Regions from separate parts of the Homo sapiens genome. Here region 2 is linked to region 1. A link is an interaction called in ENCODE POLR2A ChIA-PET data of the cell type or tissue named here. Cell type or tissue: OCI-LY7. All regions are shown on one strand. Each heading gives the region's core, and the rest is flanking DNA. Links, peaks and the distances in the headings are about the cores only.

Region 1 (12,169 bases), core at 4,170-12,169:
AGCCTTCCCATCCGCCTGTGACTCTGTGTTGCTTGGATAGAGCTTCAGTTAACCCTCAGGCTCCTCCCTGTCTGGAAGCTCCATGAGGGCAAAGACTGGCCCATTCTGGTAGACAGCTCACACTCCAGCACCTGCCCAATAAGAAGTATTCCTTAGCCAGGCATGGTGGCTCACACCCAGCACTTTGGGAGGCCAAGGCAGGAGGATCATTTGAGACCAGGAGTTGGAGACCAGCCTGGGCAGCATAGGGAGACCCTGTCTCTACAAACAAAATAAAAAATTAGCAGGGTTTGGTGGCATGCACCTGTAGTCCCAGCTACTCAGGAGGCTGAAGCAGGAGGATCACTTAAGCCCGGGAGTTTGAGGCTGCAGTGAGTTATGACTGCACCACTGCACTCTAGCCTGGGCAATAGAACAAGATCCTGTCTCAACAACAACAACAAAAGAGTGTTCATCAGTGTCTATTAAACGCATACTGAGGCCAGGCACGGTGTTTCACACCTGTAATCCCAGTACTTTGGGAGCCTGAGGTGGGCAGATCACCTGAGGTCAGGAGTTCGAGACCAGCCTGGTCAACATGGTGAAACCTTGTCTCTACTAAAAATACAAAAATTAGCCAGGCATGGTGGCACACTCCTGTAGTCCCAGCTACTCGGGAGGCTAAGGCACAAGAATTGCTTGAACCGGGAGGTGGAGGTTGCCGTGAGCCAAGATTGCGCCACTGCACTCCAGCCTGGGCAACAGAGAAAGACTCCATCTCAAAAAAAAAAAAAAAAAAAAAAAAAAAGCATACTGAGAGGCAGCGATAGTCTGGGAATTCAGTCCAGACTCTGGAGTTGAACATAGCTCTGCTGGCTTCTCCCTGTGCTTGAAGCTAACGTCTCTAAGCTTTGGCCAGAGTCAAGATTTTCTGCCTTGTGGGCCACGTGGTCCCTTTCAAAATGACTCAACTCTGTCGTCATCCCAGGAAAGTAGCCATTGCCAGGCGCAGTGGCTCATGCCTGTAATCCCGACACTTTAGAAGGCCAAGGCAGGATAGGATCTCTTCAGGCAAGGAGTTCGAAACCAGTATGGACAACACAGACCCTGTCTCTACAAAAAATCAGCCGAGCGTGGTAGCCCACGCCTGTAGTTCCAAGCTACTTGGGAGGCTGAGGTGGGAGGATCAACTGAGCTCAGGAGGTCAAGGCTGCAGTGAGCTGTGATCGTGCCACTGCACTCCAGCCTGGAAGACAGAGCCAGACCCTGTCTCAAAAAGAAAAAAAGTAGCTATAGATGATGGATCTATGAATGGGTATCACTGACAGTAAGATGTATTTATGCACACTGAAATTTGATTTTCATATAATGTTTGTGTTTCACGAAGTACTATTCTTTTTTTTCCAACCATTCATAAATGTAAATCCATGCTTAGCTCATGGGCCAAATGAAAGCTGCAGTGCCCACATATTATATGATTCCATTCATATAAAAATGTTGGCTGGTGCAGTGGCTCACGCTTGTAATCCCACCACTCTGGGAGGCCGAGGCGGGCAGATCACCTGAGGTCAGGAGTTGGAGACCAGCCTGACCAACACAGTGAAACCCTGTCTCTACAAAAAATACAAAAGTTAGCCAACATGGAGAAACCCTGTCTCTAGTAAAAATACAAAATTAGCCGGGTGTGGTGGCAGGTGCCTGTAATCCCAGCTACTCAGGAGGTTGAGACAAGAGAATCGCTTGAACCCGGAGGCAGAGGTTGCAGTAAGCCGAGATCGCGCCATTGCACTCCAGCCTGGGCAACAGAGCCAGACTCCGTCTCAAGGAAAAAAAAAAAAAAAAAAGCCTAGAACAGGCAAATCCATAGAGACAGGAAGCAGATTGGTGGTTGCCAGGGGCTGGGGGAGGGGAGTGGGGAGTGACTGCTGATGGGGACAGGGTTTTCTTTGGCGGCGACAGAAATGTTCTGCAGCCAGACAGAGGTGACATTCGCAGAGCACTGAATGTAGCAAATGCCACTGAATTGTGCACTTTAAAATAGTGAATTTCAGCTGGGCGCAGTGGCTCACGCCTGTAATCCCAGCACTTTGGGAGGCCGAGGCTGGTGGATCACCTGAGGTTGAGAGTTCGAGACCACCCTGACTAACACGGTGAAACCCCATCTCTACAAAAAATACAAAAGTTAGCCAGGTGGAGTGGCGCACGTCTGTAATCCCAGCTACTTGGGAGGCTGAGACAGAAGAATCACTTGAACCTGGGAGATGGAGGCTGCAGTGAGCCGAGGTCGCGCCACTGTACTCCAGCCTGGGAGACAGAGTGACTGTCTCAAAAATAAATAAATAAATGAAATAAAATAAAATGGTTAATTTCAGGTTATGTGAGCTTCACCTCGATAAGAACATATATACATATGGATATAATTTACATAGGAATATGCATAGAATGTAAAGAATTACACTATTGATATTTTGATTTTTTTTTAAGCTGCAAGCCACCATTTGCCAGCCTCCAATTAAGATAAATAAAAATAGCTCCCAGAGATGGAAGGGTTCTTCTAGGAAAAATCTTTTTTTTTTTTTTTTTTTTTTTTTGAGAGAGAGAGAGTTTCGCTCTTGTTGCCCAGGCTGGAGTGCAATGGCGCCATCTCGGCTCACTGCAACCTCCGCCTCCAGGGTTCAAGCGATTCTCCTGTCTGCTACCTTCATAAACACATGATGGGCAGGCATTCTCATGCCCCTTTGACGAATGAGGGACTGAAGTTCAAAAAGAAAACATCAGGCCAGCGCAGTGGCCCACGCCTGTGATCCCAACACTTTGGGAGGCTGAGGCAGGCGGATCATCACTGGGATCAGGAGTTTGAGACCAGCCTACCCAATATGGTGAAACCCCGTCTCTATTGAAAATATAAAAATTAGCTGGGCGTGGTGGCACATGTCTGTAATCCCAGCTATTCAGGAGACTGAGGCGGGAAAATTGCTTGAACCTGGGAGGCAGAGGGTTGCAGTGAGCTGAGATTGCGCCACTGCACTCCAGCCTGGGCAACAGGGCGAGACTCCATCTCAAAAAAAAAAAAAAAAAGAATATCATTCACTCAAGGTCAACAAGTACAAGTGCCAGAATCTAAACTCAGGGCTCCAGCTGTCCATCGCTTACCTCACTGAACAGACCAACTGGGAGGATTAAATGAGAAAATACATCCAGACAAGCCTGGCCAACATGGTGAGACTCCCGTCTCTACTTAAAATACAAAAATTAGCCAGGTGTAGTGGCGTGTGCCTGTAATCCCAGCTACTTGGGAGGCTGAGGCAGGAGAATCACTTGAACCTGGGTGGTGGAGGTTGCAGTGAGCCGAGATCGTGCCACTTCACTCCAGCCTGGGTGACAGAGTGAGACCTGGTCTCAAAAAAAAAAAAAAAGAAAATACATCCAGATCCTCAGCATAGGGCCTGGTATACATTAGGTGCTCAGTAAGTATTGCTCTCTCCCCCTCTTCTGTCCTGTGTGTCAATAAGAGCGAGGCAGTAATGGCCTGGCTGGCAAGAAGATGATGAGAGGTTCTGATGGGAACCCATCAGTCATCAGCCCAGTGCAATCCCGCATCTTCCCCAAGCACTCGCGACCTATTTATGTAGTAGTAAGAAAACTCCAGAGGCAGGGCCAGGCGTGGCGGCTCAGGTCTGTAATCCCAGTGCTTTGATAGGCAAGGGCAGAAGGATCGCTTGAGCCCAGGGGTTTGAGGCTGCAGTGACCTATGATCACACCACTATACTCCAGCCTGGGAGACAGAGCGAGACCCTGTCAAAACACACACACACACACACACACACACACACAAACTCCAGAGACAACCAGGCAAATCACAAAGTGACCTTTCCTATCAGACCTCAGCTCCAAGCATTGCAGCGACAAGGTGGTGACCCGAGATAAGAAGCGCACTTGCAGAGGGTGCCTCTGCCCGTATCTCTCCGCATCCTCAAGAAACACAGAACTATCAAACATTTTTGCAACATGAGGAGCCAAGTTTTGCAACATACTGAAAAAGGGTTGTGCAAACTTCAGCAGAAACACCCCAATTGCCCCAGCTGGGAGTCATCATCCAGTTGCTGCTGTAATGTGATTGTAATTCCTCCAGTGTTCATAATTTGTCTTGGAAGCTCAGCTGTATTTTACATGACGTGTTTTCTGTAGAATTCCTGAGTACTTGCTCTTGGGATCTGAGCCAAGTGCACACAATAGCTATTTGGGGCAAAACAGCTGGTAAAGAGAAAGGCAGCTTAGACCCTGAAGAAAAGTGGAAAGAATTCAAGGTTACTAGAAATGTCCAGGGCCCAGTAAAAGAAGATTGTAATCTCTCTATGTGCAGAAACAGGCCATATACTTCATCAGTTTCCTCTCCATGCTCAGCTCAGCATGGAGCGGAAGCTCAGTATTTATTTGTGGCTCAGACGAAAAACTTCTTGTTTGCAAGTTTCCTGAGCCCTTGAAGACAGCCTGGCAGGAGACAACAAATGCAAAGCTGCACACGTACCACTTATCCAATCCCCTGTTAGTGACAGACATCACCAGTCAATCAGTCAATCACAGACATGACCAATCCATCACAGCACTGGGCCTGGCTACAACCTCAGAATCTGCACCAGCACAGTGCTAAAAGCAACTATTATCAACAGATTTGAGGAAAATATTCTGCCTCCTTGGTCTACATTTATAATGTTGAGTTGTTAGGAGAAGATAAGGGGCAGCAAGAAAGAGATGACAATAAGATAATCACCATCGAGGCTGGGCACTGTGGCTCATGCCTGTAATCCCAGCACTTTGGGAGGCTTAGGCAGGAAGATCACTTGAGCCCAGGGGTTCGAGACCAGCCTGGGCAACAAAGTGAGACCCTGTCTCTACAAAGATTAAAAATTAGCCAGCCAGGCCAGGCACGGTGGCTCACGCCTGTAATCCCAGCACTTTGGGAGGCCAAGGCGGGCAGATCACCTGAGGTTGGGGGCTCAAGACCAGCCTGACCAACATGGAGAAACCCAGTCTGTACTAAAAATACAAAATTAGCCGGGCATAGTGGCGCATGCCTGTAATCCCAGCTACTCGGGAGGCTGAGGCAGGAGAACTGCTTGAACCCAGGAGGCAGAGGTTGTGGTGAGCAGAGGTCGCACCATTGCACTCCAGCCTGGGCAACAAGAGCAAAACTCCATCTCAAAAATTAATTAATTAATTAATTAAATAAAAATTAGCCAGTCGAGGTAGTGCACACCTGTAATCCCAGCTACTCAGGAGGCTGAGGCGGGAGTATTGCTTGAGCCTGGAAGTTGAAGGCTGCAGTGAACTATGATCGCATCTCTGCATTCCAGCCTGGGTGACCCTGTCTCCAAAAAACAAATCATCATCAGGAAACATAAAGTTCCCAACAGTGGCCAGGTGTGGTGGCTCACGCCTGTAATCCCAACACTTTGGGAGGCCTAGGTGAGTGGATCACCTGAGGTCAGGAGTTTTAGACCGAGTCTCCCTCTGTCACCCAGGCTGGAGTGCAGTGGCATGATCTTGGCTCCCTGCAACCCTGCCTCCCAGATTCAAGTGATTCTCCTGCCTCAGCCTCCCAAGTAGCTGGGACTACAGATGTGTGCCACCATGCCTGGCTAATTTTGCTTTGTTTTTGAGATGAAGTCTCGCTCTGCTGCCCAGGACGGAGTACAATCAGCTCACTGCAACCTCCACCTTCCAGGTTCAAGGGATTCTCCTGCCTCAGCCTCCCAAGTTCCCAAGTAGTTGGGATTACAGGCACCTGCCACCATCCCTGGCTAATTTTTCTATTTTTAGCAGAGATGGAGTTTCACTATGTTGGTCAGGCTGGTCTTGAACCTCAGGTGATCCACCCACCTCAGCCTCCCAAAGTGCTGGGATTACAGGCATGAGCCACCACACCCAGCTAATTTTTGTATTTTTAGTAGAGACGAGGTTTCACCGTGTTGGCCAGGCTGGTTTCAAACTCCTGACCTCAAATGATCCACCCGCCTCGGCCTCCCAAAGTGCTGGGATTACAGGCGTGAGCCACCGCACCCAGCCAAGGCTTGCAGAGCTCTGAGGGTAAAGTCACCTAACTAGTTCCAGGCAGGGCTGAGAATGTGACTTCATGCCCGGTGCTCTTTCTCCAACATCATCATTGGCTGGGACTTCACGAGGACAGATACCTGTGCAGGCAGATGCCAACCAGATAGCAGGTTCATAGGACAACAGCAGGAGCGGGTCTGTGCTCCAGGCCCCCTCCCAGTGCCAAGCCTCTCCTGCACAGAGAGATTCCACAGTGCCTGAGATCCCCTAAAAGGCTCATTCACTCATCTTCACAATCAGCCAGCAAGTACTGTTGAACACTGACAAATGCCATCTCATATTCTCAAAAGGAAACTGAGGCTCCGAGAGGTTAAGTGGCTTGCCTAAGGTCACACAGCTAATGTGGCAATTAAAATTCTTCTAGGTCGGGCACGGTGGCTCATGCCTGTAATACCAGCACTTTGGGAAGCCAAGGCAGGAGGATCACTTGAGGCCAGCCAGGAGTTAAAGACCAATCTGGGCAACACACTGAAACCTCATTTCTCTTTTTTTTTTTTTTTTTTTTTTGAGACAGAGTCTCGCTCTATCGTCCAGGCTGGAGCACAGTGGTGCGATCTCGGCTCACTGCAACCTCCACCTCCCGGGTTCAAGCAATTCTCTGCCTCAGCCTCCTGAGTAGCTGGGACTATAGGCGCTCACCACAACGCCTGGCTAATTTTTGTATTTTTAGTAGAGACAAGGTTTCACCATGTTGGCCAGGCTGGTCTTGAACTCCTGACCTCGAGATCCACCCGCCTCAGCCTCCCAAAGTGCTGGGATTACAGGCGTGAGCCAACATTCCCGCTTTTTTCTTTTCTTTTTTTTTTTTGAGACAGGTTCTCACTCTGTCGCCTGGGCTGGAGAACAGTGGCACGAACTCAGCTCACTGCAGCCTCTGCCTCCCGGGTTCAAGCGATTCTCATGCCTCAGCCTCCCGAGTAGCTGGGATTACAGGCACGTGCCACCACGACCAGCTGATTTTTGTAGTTTTTGTAGAGACGGGGTTTCACCACGGTCTCTTTTCACGCTGGTCTTGAACTCCCGACCTCAGGTGATCTGCCCACCTCAGCCTCCCAAAGTGCTGACATTACAGGTGTGAGCCACTACACCTGGCCCACAAGACCAGCCCACGAGACCTCATTTCTGTAAAATAAAATGAAAAGTTCGTGTTCTTTCCATGCACTGGCAGCTCTCTGCATTGGTTCTGCTGGCCAGGCACTCTGCTGAAATGTTTCACGCTGCCCTGGGAGGTCCTCAGTGGGTGGCCACTGTCTTTACATCACTTTTGTTTCAACAAATCGGGTCCACAGCTGGGCCCAGGGGGACACAGAGATGAGTCAAGGGAGGCCCCTGTCTTGAGGGGTTCACCGTCTGGGGAGGAAGCCAGGCGGGAGAACAGCTGGTTACCACGATGTATGAGTTTCCTGTGGTGGCCGCAACAAAAGACATAGACTGGGTGGCTTCCAACAATGGAAATGTATTCCCCACAGTTTTGGAGGCCAAAAGCCCAAAATCAAGGCATCAGCAGGGTTGGTTCCCTCTGGAGGCTCCGAGGGAGAATCTTTTTTTTTTTTTTTTTTAGATGGAGTCTCACTCTGTTGCCCAGGCTGGAGTGCAGTGAGTGCAATCTCGGCTCACTGCAGCCTCTGCCTTCCAGGCTCAAGCGATCCTCCCACCTCAACCTCCCGAGTAACTGGGACCACAGGTATGCGCCACCATGCCCAGCCAATTTTTGTATTTTTTGTAGCGAGGGGGTCTCACTTTGTTACCCAGGCTGGTCTCAAACTCCTGGGCTCCAGTAATACTCCTGCCTCGGCCTCCCAAAATGTTGGAATTACAGACGTGAGCCACCACACCCAGCCATCTGAGAAAGAATCTGTTCCCTTGGCTAGGTGCAGTGGCTCAAGCCTGTAATCCCAGCACTTTGGGAGGCTGAGGCAGGCAGATCACTTGAGGTCAGAAGCTCAAAACCAGCCTGGCCAACAGGATGAAGCCCCATCTCTACTAAAAATACAAAAATTAACCGGGCATGGTGGCATGCACCTGTAATCCCAGCTACTTGGGAGGCTGAGGCACAAGAATTGTTTGAACCCAAGGGGTGGAGGCTGCAGTGAGCCAAGATCACGCCACTGCACTCCAGCCTGGGCTACAGAGGGAGACTCTATCTAAAAAAAAAAAAAAAGAAACAAAAAGAATCTTTTCCCAGTTTTGCTGCTGGTGGCTCCGGAGATATCCCTGGGCCTGTGGCTGCCTCACTCCAATCTCTGGCCATCTTCACATGCCCTTCTTCTCTGTGTTTGTGTTCCTGCGTCCTTTCTCTCCTAAGGACTCTTGTCGCTGGATCAGGGCACACCTTAATCCAGGATGGTCTCACCTCAAGACGCTTCATGATGTCTGCAGAGAAACTCTTTTTGTTTTTGAGACAGTCTCACTCTGTCGCCCAGGCTGGAGTGCAAGGGTGCGATCTCGGCTCACTGCAACCTCCACCTCTCGGATTCAAGTGATTCTCCTGCCTCAGCCTCCCAAGTAGCTGGGACTACAGGCGCAAGCCACCGTGCCTGGCTAATTTTATATTTTTAGTAGAGACGGGGTTTCCATGTTAGCCAGGCTGGTCTTGAACACCTGACCTCAGGTGATCCACCTGCCTCGGCCTCCCAAAGTGCTTGGATTACAGGCGTGAGCCACTGTGCCCAGCCAAAGAAACTCTTTCTAAATAAGGTCATAGTCACAGGTGCCAGGGATTGAGACTCAGACATTTCTTTGTGGGGCCACTATTTAACCCATTACTCATGGATTGAATTACTCATGGCAAGACCCTGTCTCTACAAACAAAAATCAGCCAGGCATAATGGTGCACATCTGTAGTCCCAGCTGCTTGGGAGGCTGAGCTGGGAGGATGGCTTGAGCCTAGGAGTTTGAGGCTACAGTGAGCCATGACCGCGTCACTGCACTCCAGCCTGGATGACAGAGCAAGACCCTGTGTCAAGATAAATAAATAAATAAACTATGGATTATTATTATTATTAGTTAATAACAATATATTCCTCTCTGCTCAGTAATTGTCACAAATGCACCACACTAATGCAAGATGATAATAGGAGAAAGGTTGGGGTGGTGCGAGGGGTGCTACCTGGGAACGCCGTGTACTTCGTGCTCAATTTTTCTGTAAACCTAAAACTGCTGTAGAAAATAAAAGTCCAGACCAGGCGCTGTGAGTCACGCCTCCCAAATCCCAGCACTTTGGGAGGCCAAGGCGGGCGGATCACTTGAGGTCAGGAGTTTGAGACCAGCCTGGCCAACATGGTGAAACTCTGTCTCTACTAAAACAAAACAAACAAACAAACAAAAATTAGCTGGGCATGGTGGCGGGTGCCTGTAATCCCAGCTACCTAGGAGGCTGAGGCAGGAGAATCCCTGGAACCCGGGAGGCGGAAGCTGCAGTGAGCCAAGATTGAGCCACTGCATTCCAGCCTGGGCAACAGAGCAAGACTCTGTCTCAAAAATAAACAAATAAATAAAGTACGTTAGTTAAGGGAGGTTGAAAAAAAAGAGAGAGAGAGAGACAGGCAGAGACGACGGAGCTTCACAATTGGAAATGGAAAGAAAGGAACGCTGGTCGGGGGCGCAGTGAGCGCAGAGGGGAATGTGCTTGGTGTGTTTCAGGACCCAAACAGAGACAGTGAGAGAGGAGGAAGGCAGAGAGGTACCTCAGACAAGCTGCAGGTGCCAGTGAGCAAGGCTCAGAGGCCCAGGGGACCAAGGTGCTCTCTGACAAACTAGAGGGATGCTGTGGTCAGAGGTCTTTTTTTTTTTTTTTTTCTTTTAATTAGACAGAGTCTTACTCTGTCACCCTGTCACCCAGGCTGGAGTGCAGTGGCACGGTCTCGGCTCACTGCAACCTCCACCTCCCAAGTTCAAGCGATTCTAGCCTCTTCAGTAGCTGGGATTATAGGCACACGCCACCACGCCCGGCTAATTTTTGTATTTTTAGTAGAGACAGGGTTTCACCGTGTTGACCAGGCTAGTCTCCAACTTCTAACCGCAAGTGATCTGCCCGCCTCAGCCTTCCAAAGTGCTGGGATTACAGGTGTGAGCCACTGCGCCCAGCCGACGGTCTTGGCCAAAGCAAAGGAACAAACAAACAAAAACCCTTCCCGGCAGCTGCCCAGGCATCCCATATCCTTGAGGAGAAATTCCTGATTCCCTTAATCTTTCCATCATTATCATACGGGGAAACTGAGGCCCAGAGAAAGGCAATTCAATTCCCAAAGCACACAAGCAGGCCCATCTCCCAAGCGCTGGTAGAGAATTCAGTGTCACACAAGATGTCACCTACTTCCACAACAAAGAAAAGAGCCTGTGTGAACTCACAATAGCCATTTGGGGTAAGGTACTATTCTTATCTGCATTTCGAAGATTGAGGAGGCAAGCCCAAACAGCCAAAGCCACTGGTTCAAGGTCACACAGCGCGTGCTCAGTGGCTGAGGCTGACTCGCAGCCATTTCAGTGGCAACTGCAGAAAGCAAGTTTGTATTCAACTTGAAGTCTCCGGTGACTGGGTTTGGTGGGGGCTGCAGAGGGGACCCTGCAGAGTGCATTTCTGCAGAGGCTGAGAGTCCAAGCTTCCAGGGCAGGAGCTGCCTGCATCCCTCACCACCTGGCTCCAAGTTCCTCCTTGGGATGCTCTTCCTCCCATACCCACATGGTCCCCAATGACTTTTTCACATTAGCTCACATTTCACCCCCTGGGTGAGATTCAGAATTTCCCCATTTTCTCCTTCCCACTCCCTCATCTCACACTCACTTTCTAGTCCCTTCTACTGCTCCATTTTTCTTTTTAAACCCCTATCAGTAAGGCCAGGCGCAATGGCTCACACCTGTAATCCCAGCACTTTGGGAGGCCGAGGCGGGTGGATCGCCTGAGCCCAGGACTTCAAGACCAGCCTGGGCAACATAGTGAGACCCCGTCTCTACAAAAAAATACAAAAAAAAAAATTTAGCCAGGCATGGTGGTGTGCACCTTGTAATCCCAGCTACTTGGGAGGCTAAGGCAGGAGGATCTCTTGAGCGCAGGAGTTCGAGGCTGCAGTGAGCTGTGATTGCACTACTACACTCCAGACTGGGCAACAGAGGGAGACCCTGTCTCAAAAAAACTCAAATGAATAAACCTCTATCCTTCCCTCCTTCACTAAAGTGGAGGTCCCCTAGGGCAGGGATCTTGTCTATCTCTTGGTTACTGTGTCCCCAGTGCCTACCCAGGGCTGGCAGACAGTTGTAACAGGAGTGACAGTCCCTGGCCAGCAGGGATATGGTGTGGGGGACAGAGGTGGAGCATTGAAGGGACCCATTGGGCAGCATTGTCCTCTGATGCCCCCGATGCTGGAGCTGTATTGGGGGAATGACTGTCATCACCGTCCTCTGAGTTACTTAATTCATTTATGGAAGTCAGTAAAGGAACCCAGCCTGCCTGTGCCTGCCGCAACTCCAACTTCTCCCAGCCACCTCTGCCTCAGTTTCCCTGCACTTGACGGGCTTATTGAGGTTGGGGAGGAGGGGGTGGGTGTCTCAAATGTCAAAGATTTAATGTGTCTTGATGTTACCACACAAAAGTTTTGTTTTGTTTGTTTTTTTGAGACAGTCTCCTCTGTCACCCAGGCTGGAGTGTAGTGGTGTGATTGTATCTCACTGCAGCCTCGACCTCCTGGGCTCAAGCGATCCTCCCACCTCAGCCTCCCACTACACCCAGCTAATTTTTTTTATTTTTTAAGAGATGGGGGCCACTGTGTTGCCCAGGCTGGTCTTGAACTCCTGGCCTCGAGTGATCCTCCTGTCTCAGCCTCCCAAAGCGGTGGGATTACAGATGTGACCCACTGCACCAGGTCTACACAAGGTGTTTTTTTTTACAGGGTGATGTGCACACGGTGGGTCCCTCTGGGTGGTCCCACAACAGATGAGGGGCCCAGCCTCACCCATCCATGAATCCTGGAGACTCCAGACTTCCCATCCATCCAGGGTTCTGCAGCCCTCTCTGAGGCTGGAGCCAATCTCCCCTTCCGTCAAGGGATCCGGGGAGACCGCCAAGCCCGGTGCTCCCCTGAGA
Region 2 (12,492 bases), core at 1,888-9,887, 61 kb before region 1:
AGCCTGGGTGACAGAGCGAGACACCGTCTCAAAAAAAAAAAGCCCATTTTGCAGAAGAAAACTGAGGTCAGAGAGCAGAGGCAATGTCCCCAAGCTCTGAATAGTCAGGAGTGAGCTGGAGCCAGGACCTTCACGTGGCAGGGACACAGGGCAAGGACTGGCACGTGCCAGCTCCCAAGACAGCAGGCTGGGAGCCTCCCTGCAGCCCAGAACATTCCCATCCCCACGGCAGTTCCTGCAGGGCCCCTCCCCCGCCCCGCCTGCCCTGACGCTGAGCTGAGCACATTTCCCATCCCACCCCTGGCTCTGTTCCATTCCAAGAGAAACAGGTTGCACCTGCACAGTTCCCAGAAGGCCCTGGGCAGCAGGAGGCCAGCCACGTGAGTGGGTGTGTGTGGAGACGTGCAGTCACATTGCAGCCCCCACCATGCCACTGCGCAGGAGGAGCAGGGCCACGGGTAACAGAGCCACTAAGAGGGGCGTGTGGGGCACTGAGCACTCAAGCACTGGAGCCAGCCAGACCTGAGTACCACCCAGGCTCAGCCACTTGCCAGCCTTTACCTCAAAGGAGGGAGGAGGGTTTTTTTTTTTTTTTTTTTTTTGAGAGTCTCACTCTGTCACCCAGGCTGGAGTGCAGTGGTGTGATCTCGGCTCACTGCAACCTCTACCTCCTGAGTTCAAGCAATTCTGTCTCAGCCTCCCTAGTAGCTGGGATTATAGGCATGTGCTACCACACCTGGCTAATTTTTGTATTTTTAGTAGAGACAGGGTTTCACCATGTTGGCCAGGCTGGTCTCGAACCCCTAACCTCAAGTGATCTGCCCGCCTCGGCCTCCCGAAGTGCTGGGATTACAGGCATGAGCCACTGCGCCTGGCCTTCTTCTTTTTTTTTTTTTTTTTTTTTTTTTGAGATGGAGTCTTGCTCTGTCACCCAGGCTGGAGTGCAATGGCACAATCTCAGCTCACTGAAACCTCTGCCTCCCGGGTTCAAGCGATTCTCCTACCTCACAGGAGGGTTCTATGAGGGGGCTTGGGAGATGTGTGCAGGAGGGGCCCCAGCAGGCCGGGAGAGCTACATAATATAACATAAAGTTCACCATTTTTAAAGTGAACAATTTGGTGGCATTCAGTACATTGACAATGTCATCCAACCATGACCTCCACTTCCAAAGGAGACCTCATCCCCATCAGTAGCCATTCCCCATTCCCCTCCCCCAACCCCTGGCAGCCACTCCTCTGCTTCCTGTCCCTATGGATTTGCCTGTTCTGGGCATTTTATATCAGTGGAATCCTACACCGTGTGTCCTTTTGTGTCTGGCTTCTCTCACTCAGCACCGTGTTTTTGGGGGCTCATCACGCTGTAGCATGGGGCAGTGCTTCCTTCCTTTTCATGGCTGCATTGTATTCCATTGTGTGGATGAAACATGTTGTGTTGACCTGTTCACTTGTTAATGGGCACTTGAGTTGCTTCCACTTTGGGGCTATTGTGAATAGCGCTGCTGTGAGTGCATGTGTCTGTGTATGTGTGTGTCTGTCTGTGTGTCTATGTGAGTGTGTGTGTCTGTGTGTCTATGTTGTGTGTCTGTGTGAGTGTGTCTGTGTGTCTGTGTATGTGTGTGTGTCTGTGAATGTGTGTGTCTGTGTGGGTCCATGTGTCTGTGTGTGTACGTGTGTCTGTGTGTGTGTGTACGTGTGTCTGTGAGTGTGTGTGTCTGTGTGTGTGTGTATGTGTGTACAAGGATTTGTTTGGTTCTTCCAACACACTTTTTGTGTTCTATGACCAGGAGATCCAAGTAACTCAGGCCCTTGGAGGGAGGTTCTGATTTACTGAAAAAAAAAAAAAATTCCACATTATACTCATGACTTGAAAAACATTAAAAGAGAACCAAACTGGCTGGTTGCGGTGGCTCACACCTGTAATCCCAGCACTTTGGGAGGCAGAGGTGGGCAGATCACTTGAGGTCAGGAGTTCGAGACCAGCCTCACAAAACCCCATCTCTACTAAAAATACAAAAATTAGCCGGTCGTGGTGTTGGGCACCTGTAATCCCAGCTACTCGGGAGGCTGAGACAGGAGAATCACTTGAACCTGGGAGGTGGAGATTGCAGTGAGGCAATATCGCGCCACTGCACTCCAGCCTGGGTGACAGAGCAAGAATCTATCAAAAAAAGAGAGAGAAAGAGAGGGAGACCCAAACCAACAGTTTTCCCTCACCCCTCGCCCCTCAGCCCCTCCCTATGTTGCGGCTCAAAAGCCCCAAACCCAAGCCAGGGAGTGGGGGACCAGTGCGTGGGCAGACACTGCATCCTCAAGGGTGAACCATCCCGGGAAACTGTAGCCCCTCTGATGGGAGGGAAGGAGAGGACAACCTCAGAACGTCTCAAAGCCAGGCTGCTTCGGGTCACAGGCCTGAGTCCCAAAGCAGGACTGAGCTGGAGGACACAAGGACCTCCCTGAAGCCACGGGGCAGGCAGGGGCAGGAGACCCAGTTTCAGACCCACCTGGAACCTTGGGAGTGGCCTTTAGCTTCCCCTCTCTGTGTGGCTGCTGCCAGGCTCCCAGCACCAGACACTGGCTCCCAAGTATCCTTCTGGTCCCTGAAGTTGGGCTGATGAGAGAAAAAGGTGAACCCTCTCCCCTGCCTTTTTTTTTTTTGAGACGGAGCCTCGCTCTGTCGCCCAGGCTGGAGTGCAATGGCTCCATCTTGGCTCACTGCAACCTCAGCCTCCCAGGTTCAAGCAATTCTCTGCCTCAGCCTCCTGAGTAGCTGGGATTACAGGCACCCACCACCACGCCCTGCTAATTTTTTACTTTTTGTAGAGATGGGTTCTCACTTTGTTGTCCAGGCCAGGCTGGTCTCAAACTCCTGTCTTCCAGTGATCCTCCTGCCTCAGCCTCTGAAAGTGCTGGCATTACAGGCAGGAAGCCACTGCACCCGGCTGAAAAACCCTTTTAGTATCAGAGCACAGGGGCTGGGTGCAGTGACATCACACCTGTAATCTCAGCACTTCGGGAGGCTGAGGCAGGAGTATCGCTTGAGTAGGAGTTTGAGAACAGCCTGGGCAACATAGTGAGACCCCCATCTCTTAAAAAAATAAATAAATAAGTTAATTAACCAGACATAGTGGTGCATGCCTGTAGTCCCAGCTACTAGGGGGGTTGAGGTGGGAGGATCGCTTGAGCTGGGAGTTGGAAACTGCAGTGAGCTATGGTAGCACCTCTGCACTCCAGCCTGGGCGACAGAGTGAGACCGACCCTGTTTTTTTAAAAAGAGAGAGAGAGAATCACAATGTAAGTGAATAGTGTAATATTAAATTTCAGCGTATCCGTTAGATAAAGAAGTGTGGGTATGATGATTTCGCAGAACATAGTGACAAGAAATGTGTCACACTTATACCACATTAAGGATGTTGAGGCCAGGCGTGGTGGCTCACATCTGTAATCCCAGCACTTTGGGAGGCTGAGGCGGGTGGATCACCTGAGGTCAGGAGTTCGAGACCAGCCTGGCCGACATGGTGAAACCCCGTATCTACTAAAAATACAAAAATTAGCCAGGCATGGTGGCAGATGCCTGTGGTCCCAGCTACTTGGGAGGCTGAGGCAGAAGAATAGCTTGAACCTGAGAGGCAGAGGTTGCAGTGAGCTGAGATCACGCCACTGCACTCCAGCCTGGGCAACAAGAGCAAGACTCCATCTCAAAAAAAAAAAAAAAAGGAAGTTGAGTTATGTTACTCTTTCATGCTACTTTAATTTTGTTTCACACTATCTGCCAAAATAAACTCTTTCCTATAACTTAAGATGTGGGTGTATATGTATATGTATACAGATGTAGATGCGTGTAATTTATTATATACTGTTAATTTCACTATTTGGGTTGTAATAACATTATTTTGAAATAAAAATATAATTGTTCAGATTGTGGGGTACATCTGAAGCCCTTAGTCCTTATCGTGTCCTCTTCCGGAAGCTGAGATCTTGGTCAGCAGGTGCAGAGGAAAGAGCCAGGTTTCAGAGCCACAGAATCAGTTTCTCTTGGAATCTCAGGTTCCTTCTCTGTGAAATGGGGATAGTGACACTCTGACTCCAAGCATTCACACATGCTGTTCCCTCAGCGTGGTCATCCCTTCCGTGTCATTTGCCTGGAGAGCTCCTACATATCATTAAACCCCAACTGTGATGTCCCTCCTCCAGGCAGCTGCCGCAGACAGATGCTCCAAATTCTCTCATCCCCACCCGCCTTCCAACCGAGCCCTGATCCTGCAGGCTGTGGCCATCTGTGTCCAGCTCTGTCTCCCTGAGACTGGGGGCTCCTTGAGGACTGGGCTAGGGGACACAAGGGGATGGCGAGTGTTTTATAAAAATGGAGATGCCAGGCTGGGTGCAGTGGCTCACGCCTATAATCCTAGCAGTTTGGGAGGCCGAGGTGGGTGGATCACCTGAGGTCAGGAGTTCGAGACCAGCCTGGCCATCATCGTGAAACCCCGTCTCTACTAAAAATACAAAATTAACCAGGTGTGATGGCACATGCCTGTAATCCCAGCTACTCGGGAGGCTGAGACAGAAGAATCGCTTGAACCCGGGAGGCAGAGGTTGCGGTGAGCCGAGATCGCAACATTGCACTCCAGCCTGGGCAAGAAGAGCAAAACTCCATCTCGAAATAAAAATAAAAATAAAAAATAAATGAAATGGAGACCCCAGTACCCCCCGTTGATAGATAAGAGACTGAGATTTCTAGAGGGGCTCAGCTTCCCTGGGGGACAGCTGTTTAGACCCAGAGCCAATTTTCAACTCTTGGGCAGCCAGACTGCAAGTCCAGTGCTCCTTCCAAAACTTGTGTGTATGGAGAACCCACCACCTGTGCCCTGACCCCCTCCTGGTTCCCCACAGCCCCTGCCCAGGCCAGGACACCCTGTCCCCTGGGTGTCCCTGAGGTCACAGATAAGGCCGCTGGGCCCGGCTATCGGCAGGAAACATCTTGGCAGGACAGGAAGCGCGGCATGGGTCAGCCGCGCCTGCACCCGGCTCAGCCTATCAGCGGCCAGATATTTTGGGAGCCACTATATAAACCCCAACTCGGCTCCAAGCTGTTCCCCGGGGAAGCCTCAGGCTTCATGTTCTGCGGCAGCCCTGAGGCTGCTGGAACACGGGGCCCGGGAGGAGCTCAGGAGCTGAGCGGGACAGAGTGACAGGGGTGGACTCCGTCCGGGCATCACTGCAGGCCAGAGGGTGCTGGCTCTGAATCGAGCTAGCCCCTATTCAGTCCTGGTGCAGACACTCTCACTTGCTGGGCAAGTGGCTTCACCGCCCTGTGCCTCAGTTTCCCCCTCCCCACATCCCTCCTTTGATCCTGTCCCAGGGAAAAACACACCTCCAGGTCCTGGAGCCTTTTCTGAAGTTTCTGGGCCGACATCTGAGGGCCAACCCACTTTCTCCCAATGCAAAGCAGGGCCCAGGAATCTGCATCTTAAAACCTGCCTTGGCCGGGCACAGTGGCTCACACCTGTAATCCCAGCACTTTGGGAGGCTGAGGCGGGTGGATCATGAGGTCAGGCATTCGAGACTAGCCTTGCCAGGATGTTGAAACCCCATCTCTACTAAAATTACAAAGATTAGCCGGGCATGGTGGCTGGTGCCTGTAATCCCAGCTACTCCGGAGGCTGAGGCTGGAGAATCGCTTGAACCTAGGCAGCAGAGGTTGCAGTGAGCTGAGATTGCACCACTGCACTCCAGCCTGGGCAATAAGAGCAAGACTCCGTCTAAACACACACACACACACACACACACACATACACACACACACACACACACACACAACAGGGATCCATACGCAAGCCCAAGCTTCTCAAGTTCAAGAACATACGGTGGGTCCAGCTCCTCCACCCAAAAAGTTCAGTGGACAGGCACCCAGCGTGACACCGCATAACTGCTGAATTTGAGCCACATTATAAGAATGGGCTGTAGTTATTCCCATTTTACAGAAGAGGGGTTGAGGCCCAGAGAGGGGCAGGAAGTTGCCTGAAGCCACACAGCAGCCCAGAGGCCACGCCCTATCAGAATCTCCACCCCGTGCACCTCTCAGGAGATGCTCCAGGGGTGATGTGGCCAGCCAACAAGCAGTGGGGTTAGGATTTGAACCCGGGTCTGCCTGCTCCACGACCCCTTGTTGGCACAGAACAGTGCCATCTTGGGCCCAGTGATGACTGCTCTGGTCCTGAATAACATGCATATTTCTCCCAGGACCAGTAAAAGTGAAACGAAGAAGTGAAATAAAAATACTCAAGAACTCACTGGGGCCCGCAGCCGGCTCCTGACCTCAGAGCCTCGGCCTTTCCTGGGGAGAGGCAAGGGGGCAGGACGGCAGCGCGGGCAGAGGAACCCAAGCGTGGCTATGTAAAGTGGCCGGCCCAGCACCTGCGACTGCCTGCCAGGGCAGGTGATGAAGCGTGCCCGGCCGGCCCCCACCCCAGGCAGCTGCAGCTGGCAAAAGGGAACAGCCACACCACATATAACCTGGCCTGAACTCCACCCAAAACCAGAGCTCGAGGCCTGGCCCGTGCCTGGAAAGCCAGTTTTGGCCCAATGACTCTGGGCAGGTCACTGTCCTTCTCTGGATCTCAGTCTCCCCACTGGCCACAGAAAAGTCTCAGCAGTGGCAGAGGCTCCTGCCTGACCATTCTGACCATCCCAGAATGGAAAGGGAAATCACCTCCCTCATTCTGGAGCCTATACCTCTAATAATATAACCCATGGGCCTAGCAGCTTGCTGGGCAGCTATGTCACAGGCAATGGGCCCCTTCAGGTGTCCCTGAAGTCCTCATCCCTGCCCACCTTTCTTTAAGATCTGGTGGGGACTGGGGGTCAAGATGTCTTCTAGTTCATGCCACACAACCACTTGGCTCAGTTTGCTGCCAGGGAGGCACTGGACTGGCATCTCTTTCCTGACGACATGCTCACTGCCAGCCGGGGCAGCCTAGTGTGTGGCTTAGTGAAAGTGGGTGCCTCCTTCAGAGTGGCTCAGTCCCCACCCTGCCCTGCTCTGCCATCCAGCCACCTGGGACTGCTGACAGAGACCTAAGTCAGTCCTTCTCTAGGTTAAATGCCCTAAAGCCTCCAGGGCCTTCTCCCAGGACACCACTTAGAAGTGTGTATACACATACACACACACACACCATGGTGGTCTTCCCCAAACCTGCCACTATCCATCTATCCCCATTTTGAAGTGGCAGGGCCCCCTGCCTGACAGCATTGACCAGCCCAGAATGGAGAGGGAAATCACCTTCCCCATTCTGGAGTCTATACCTCCAGTAATGCAACCCATGGGCTCAGCGGCTTGCTGGACACCTATGTCATAGGCAATGGGCCCGTTCACGTAACCATTCGTCAATTCCAAATATTGAGCCCCACAAGGGAGCTTTGATGAAGGTGGTGGGGATGGGGATGTCTTGTTTCTTTTTCTCTCTCTTTTCTTTTTTGGTAGAGATGGGATCTTGCTATGTACCCAGGCTGGACTTGAACTCCCCCTGGCCTCAAGCAATCCTCCTGCCTCGACCTCCCAAAATGCTAGGATTACAGGCATGAGCCACCAAGCCCAGCCGGAGTGTCCTGTTTCTTGAGCTGGCTGCTGGTTACCTGGGCATAGTCCCTTTATGAGAAGTTACAGAACTGTGTACCTAGGATTTGGGTACTTTAATGTCTGTATGTTTTCCTTGAATAAAATATTTTAAAAGAAGAAAAGGAAAGAAAGCAGTTTGATGTCTCGGACTGAGAATGAAAGCTAAGTAGATAATAACTAGGTGAGGTTTGAGGGCATGGATGGATTCGGGAAGGGCACTGCAGGCAAGAGGCACGGCGCGGCTAAGGCCTGGTGTCCTGAGGCAGCCTTGGTGTTTGAGGGACCTGGCAGAGGCCCGTGTGGCTGGGTGGGGGCAGGGACCAGCCATGCAGACCCTCAAAAGCCACAGCAGGGTGCATGGATGTTACCCCGAGACAGGTGCCAAGCCGAGAAGTTTAAGTGGAGGCTGATGATTAAGTGGAATGGACATGTGGAAGGGCGGTTGAAGCCATGAGCAAGGGCATTTATGATTGAGTGGTAAAGGGTTGCTCAGCCCATCTGCCAGAGGGGAATACTGAGGCCCGGTGAATCCAGGCTGCTTGGCTACAAGTAGGAGGTGGAGGGGCAATGTGAGCCTGGCCCAGCTCGCCCAAGGGCCACTTTCTCCCAGCTGCACCCACTTGGAGAGTGGTCACAACCTCTGTGCCCAAGAATCAGCCAGATCTCCCAAGTTTGAGTCTCACTCTGAGCTCACTGGCCTCAGTGTCCTCACCTGTCAAACGGGGGCCTGGGAGGGTGAGTCTCATCTTCGACCCCTCTGCAGGCAGCCCAGCGACTCTTTACCACGGATTTCACTGCGATTCCAGCCAAGAGTGCCTGGGCAGTGGAGGGGGCATTTCATAACCCGAGCACTGCAGAGGTGGCTTTTCTGAGAAGCCCGGCCCCAAGGAGGAAACTCTCTGATCTTCGAATGCCGTGGGGGTGGGGGTGGCACCCTCAGCTTGCACCAGGAAAAACTCTGGGGGAAGGGGAGAAGGTAGGAGTTCTAAAAAGAAATAACTCAGTAATGCAAATTCAGCCGCATTGGGGGAAATGGAAGAAGTAAAAAGGCACTGATGAGAAGGGACTCGTGCCACACGCAGGGCAGGGGGTTCGGGGACACCATCTGGGCAGATCACCACCCAGGCACCCTTGCCACAGCTCCTGGCCTTACCTCGAGCCTTTATCCGGGCTGCACCTTGACCTGGGGTCTCCTTCCCCTAAACCTCCCCATAGGGAATCTTTCTCTTCTCTGACCCCTAAAGGCGACCTCATACCCTTTCACCAGTCACACCCAGTTACACTGTGTCCCCCAGCTCCTGGCCATCACTAAGCCACCTTCTGTCTCTACAGATTTGCCTGTTCCAGACACTTCAGGCCCCTCAGTATCACCCCCACTGTGGTCTTGTCTTCAACTGTGGTCTCTCCAGAGTCACCTTGGTTTTCTGCCTTTTGCTCGTCCATCCCCACCGCTACCCGTGGGAGGGCAGGACCCAGCTGGCTTTCTCCCTGCTTCTCCATCCATCCTACTTCTGACTCCCCAGCCTGGAGCCTGGCACCGAAAGGCGCTCAGTAAATATTTGCTGGCTGAATACACGGGGTCAGGCCCACCTTATCTTTAGCAGGGAGTGTTATCAGCTTGGCTCGGGACCAAACTCCAGCTCAGCTTGGGCCATCCCTCCTACAAGCCCCAGTTCTTCTCAGCTAAACAACAGGTCTGGGGGGTGACACTTCTCGCCAGGGGTCCCCAAAGATAACCCACAGCACATAGAAAGCCAGGCACACCTGGCATGGCGCAGTGGCTCACGCCTGTAATCCCAGCACTTTGGGAGGACGGGGCAGGAAGATCACTTGAGCTCAGGAGTTTGAGACCAGCCTGACCAACATGGTGAAACCCTATCTCTACTAAAAATACAGAAATTAGCTAGGCGTGGTGAAAGGTGCCTGTAATTCCAGCTACTCAGGAGGCTGAGGCAGGAAGATCGCTTGAACCCGGGAGGCAGAGTTTGCAGTGAGCTGAGATTGCGCCACTGCACCCCAGCCTGAGTGACAGAGCGAGACTGTCTCAAAAAAAAAAAAAAAAAAAAAAAAGGCCAGGCACACCGGAGATACCCAGCCACTGTCATTTCCCCCAGGGGTGTCCCCTTGCTGATCCCTGGATGGGGCTCTGTCTTCCTCCCCCACCAGGCAAAGAGAGGATAAAAGTGACCAGTGAGGCTCTGAAGGTGCTGGGTTCTCTCCCCCACCTCCAGCTCTTTCTAAGAAGCCAATGGTGATAACATTCCCCCAAAACAGGAACCAGCGAGGGGCACCCTGTGTTGCAGAAACCTCCCGCAGAAGCTGCCCACCCAGCCCCCGACCCCACGGCCGGCTTCAGGGCCCGCTGGGCACAGCCTGGAAAGATTTTTATGTAAAAGTGGTCGATGCAAATCCAGAAACCTGGGGACCATGAAAAGATCCACTTCCCCTTTAACCCACTCTGGCCTGAGTTGCTGCCACCTGGGCACGGCTGCTGGACATAGGCCTCCCTGACCCCCGCTCCCGTTTGCCAAGCCGGCTTCCAGCACCCACAGCGCTTAGGACTTGCTCTGCGCACCGGAGGCCCCAAATCCTGGTTGCTGGGCTAGAGGAACAGGGAGCAGGAACGGCTCATGTAGACCCCCAAACCCCCTGCCCTGAAGCAGGAATGATCCCAGCAGCTAGATCTGACTTTTTTTTTTTTTTTTTAAGACGGAGTCTTGCTCTGTCGCCAGACTGGAGTGCAGTGGCATGATCTCGGCTCACTGCAACCTCCGCCTCCCAGGCTCAAGAGACTCTCCTGCCTCAGCCTTCCAAGTAGCTGGCATTATAGGTGCCCCCCCACTTCGCCCGGCTAATTTTTATATTTTTAGTAGGGATGGGATTTCACCACATTGGCCAGGCTGGTCTTGAACTCCTGGCCTCAAGTGATCTGCCTGCCTCAGACTCCCAAAGTGCTGGGATTACAGGTGTGAGCCACCGTGCCTGGCTGCTAGCTCTGACTTTTAAAAAAAAATTGAGATAAAATTCACACAACATAAATTCACCATTTTATTTTGATTTTTTTCAGACAGGATTTTACTCTGTCACCCAGGCTGGAGTGCAGCAGGTTCATCATGGCTCAGTACAGACTTGACCTCCTGTGCTCCAGTGATCCTCCCACCTCAGCCTCCCGAGTAGCTAGCTGGGACTACAGGCATGCACCACCACACCCAGCTAACTTTTACATTTTTTGTAGAGACGGGGTCACACTGTTGCCCAGGCTGGTCTTGAACTCCTGGGCTCAAGCGATCCTCCTGCCTCGGCTTCCCAAAGTGTTGGGAATACAGACGTGAGCCACTGCACCTGGGTTGAATTTTTAAATTTTTATTTTATTTATTTATTTATTTTGAGACGGAATTTCACTCTCCTTACCCAGGCTGGAGTGCAATGGTGTGATCTCGGCTCAGGGCAGCCTCTGCCTCCCAGGTTTAGGTGATTCTCCTGTCTTAGCCTCCTGAGTAGCTGGGATTACAGGCGCCTGCCACCACGCCCAGATAATTTTCTTATTTTTAGTAGAGATGGGGTTTCACCATGTTGGCCAGGCTGGTCTCGAACTCCTCACCTCAGGCAATGCACTATCTTTGGCCTCCCAAAGTGCTGGGATTACAGGCATGAGCCACCACGCCCGGCCAACTTTTTAAAAAATTGAAATAAAATTCACACAACACAAAATTCACCATTTGCTTTAAAGTATATGATTCAGTGGGTTTGGGGCACACTCATGAGGTTGTACAACCATCACCTATACCTAATTTCAGAACATTTTATCCCCTCAAAGGGAAACCCCGTCTCCAACTGAGTTGGCCACCTCAGAAGTGACTGAGAAGCAGTCACTTATCCCCCTCCCCAGAACCCTGACAACCACAAATCTGCTTTCTGTCTTTGGATTCGCCTGTTTTGGACAGCCATGAAGTGGGCAAAATAACATTGAGTGAAATCTTTGTGATGGAGAAAAATAGGTCATGACATGGTAGGTGGGACCCGGAGGGTCATTTTAGCCGAGAAGGTCAAGGAGGTTCTCTCTGAGGAGGTGACATTTAAGCTGAGACCAGCAGGAGATAAAGGAGTGGCTGAAGGGAACAGCATTTGCAGCAGAGGGAACAGACAGTGCCAAGACCCTGAGGCAGGACCATGCCTGGTGTGATCATGGAACTGTGGGGAGGCTGGTGTGTTGGGGAGGCTGGTGTGCAGGAGGAGATGGGGTCACAGGGTGGCCGGGGCCAGACCACAGAGCCTTGAGGGCCTCAGTGAGAGGTTTGTGTTTTGTCTTGTTTTGTTGTTTGTCTGTCTCTGAGATGGAGTCTGGCTCTGTCACCCAGGCTGGAGTGCAGTGGTGCAATCTCAGCTCACTGTAACCTCCACCTCCCGGGTTCAAGCAATTCTCCTGCCTCAGCCTCCTGAATAGCTGGGATTACAGGTGCGAGCCACCATGCCTGGCTAATTTTTGTATTTTTAGTAAAGATAAGGCTTCACCATGTTGGCCAGGCTAGTCTCGAACTCCCAGCCTCAAGTCATCCGCCCACCTCGTCCTCCCAAAGTGCTGGGATTACAGGTGTGAGCCACTGTGCCCGGCCAGGTTTGGGTTTTATTTCAAACCTGGGACAGGGCTCCGTTCTCCACCACTGCTCTAAAAATATTTATTGAAAGAAGAGGGACATACCACAGAGTCAGCCCTACCTTTGGTGCTTCAGGCCTTCAAATGGAGACCCCAGGGTGCAAGGAATTCAGGTCTTTGCAGACCTTCCTGTGGAAGATGGAACAGTGTGAAACTGCATGGAACAGCATGGATGCATTTGGGAACTGCGTGGAGGCTCTGTCTCCTGTAAGGCAGAACTGAGTTG

Evidence for each region. Peaks named below come from ENCODE experiments on the same cell type or tissue, not always from the same donor. Only the 100,000 strongest peaks of a DNase experiment are listed, where the experiment ranks them.
Region 2: POLR2A ChIA-PET joins it to region 1 with 31 read pairs; 21 of 35 experiments call an interaction of 5 or more read pairs at or near these places.

What each region holds. Positions count from the first base shown.
Region 1 is chr19:16,312,269-16,324,437 of GRCh38, forward strand. It overlaps KLF2-DT (KLF2 divergent transcript), which reads right to left. Exons shown (of 2, transcript NR_186323.1): 1 at 12,039-12,169. Among named protein-coding and RNA genes, the nearest start is that of KLF2-DT, 6.3 kb to the right of the region's middle. RefSeq lists an enhancer at 7,334-7,413, a promoter at 11,868-12,169 and a silencer at 12,076-12,169. In OCI-LY7, for the core only: no CTCF peak of the experiment used is centred there; DNase peaks (open chromatin) are centred at 4,533, 7,455, 9,813, 10,503 and 1 weaker place; H3K4me3 peaks cover 1,683 bases; H3K27ac peaks cover 1,826 bases.
Region 2 is chr19:16,253,645-16,266,136 of GRCh38, forward strand. No RefSeq gene overlaps it. Among named protein-coding and RNA genes, the nearest start is that of AP1M1, 62 kb to the left of the region's middle. RefSeq lists enhancers at 4,842-5,176, 6,042-6,261, 6,692-6,771. In OCI-LY7, for the core only: a CTCF peak has its summit at 6,177 (motif pointing left); DNase peaks (open chromatin) are centred at 4,006, 5,038, 6,397, 7,027 and 1 weaker place; H3K4me3 peaks cover 3,837 bases; H3K27ac peaks cover 4,783 bases.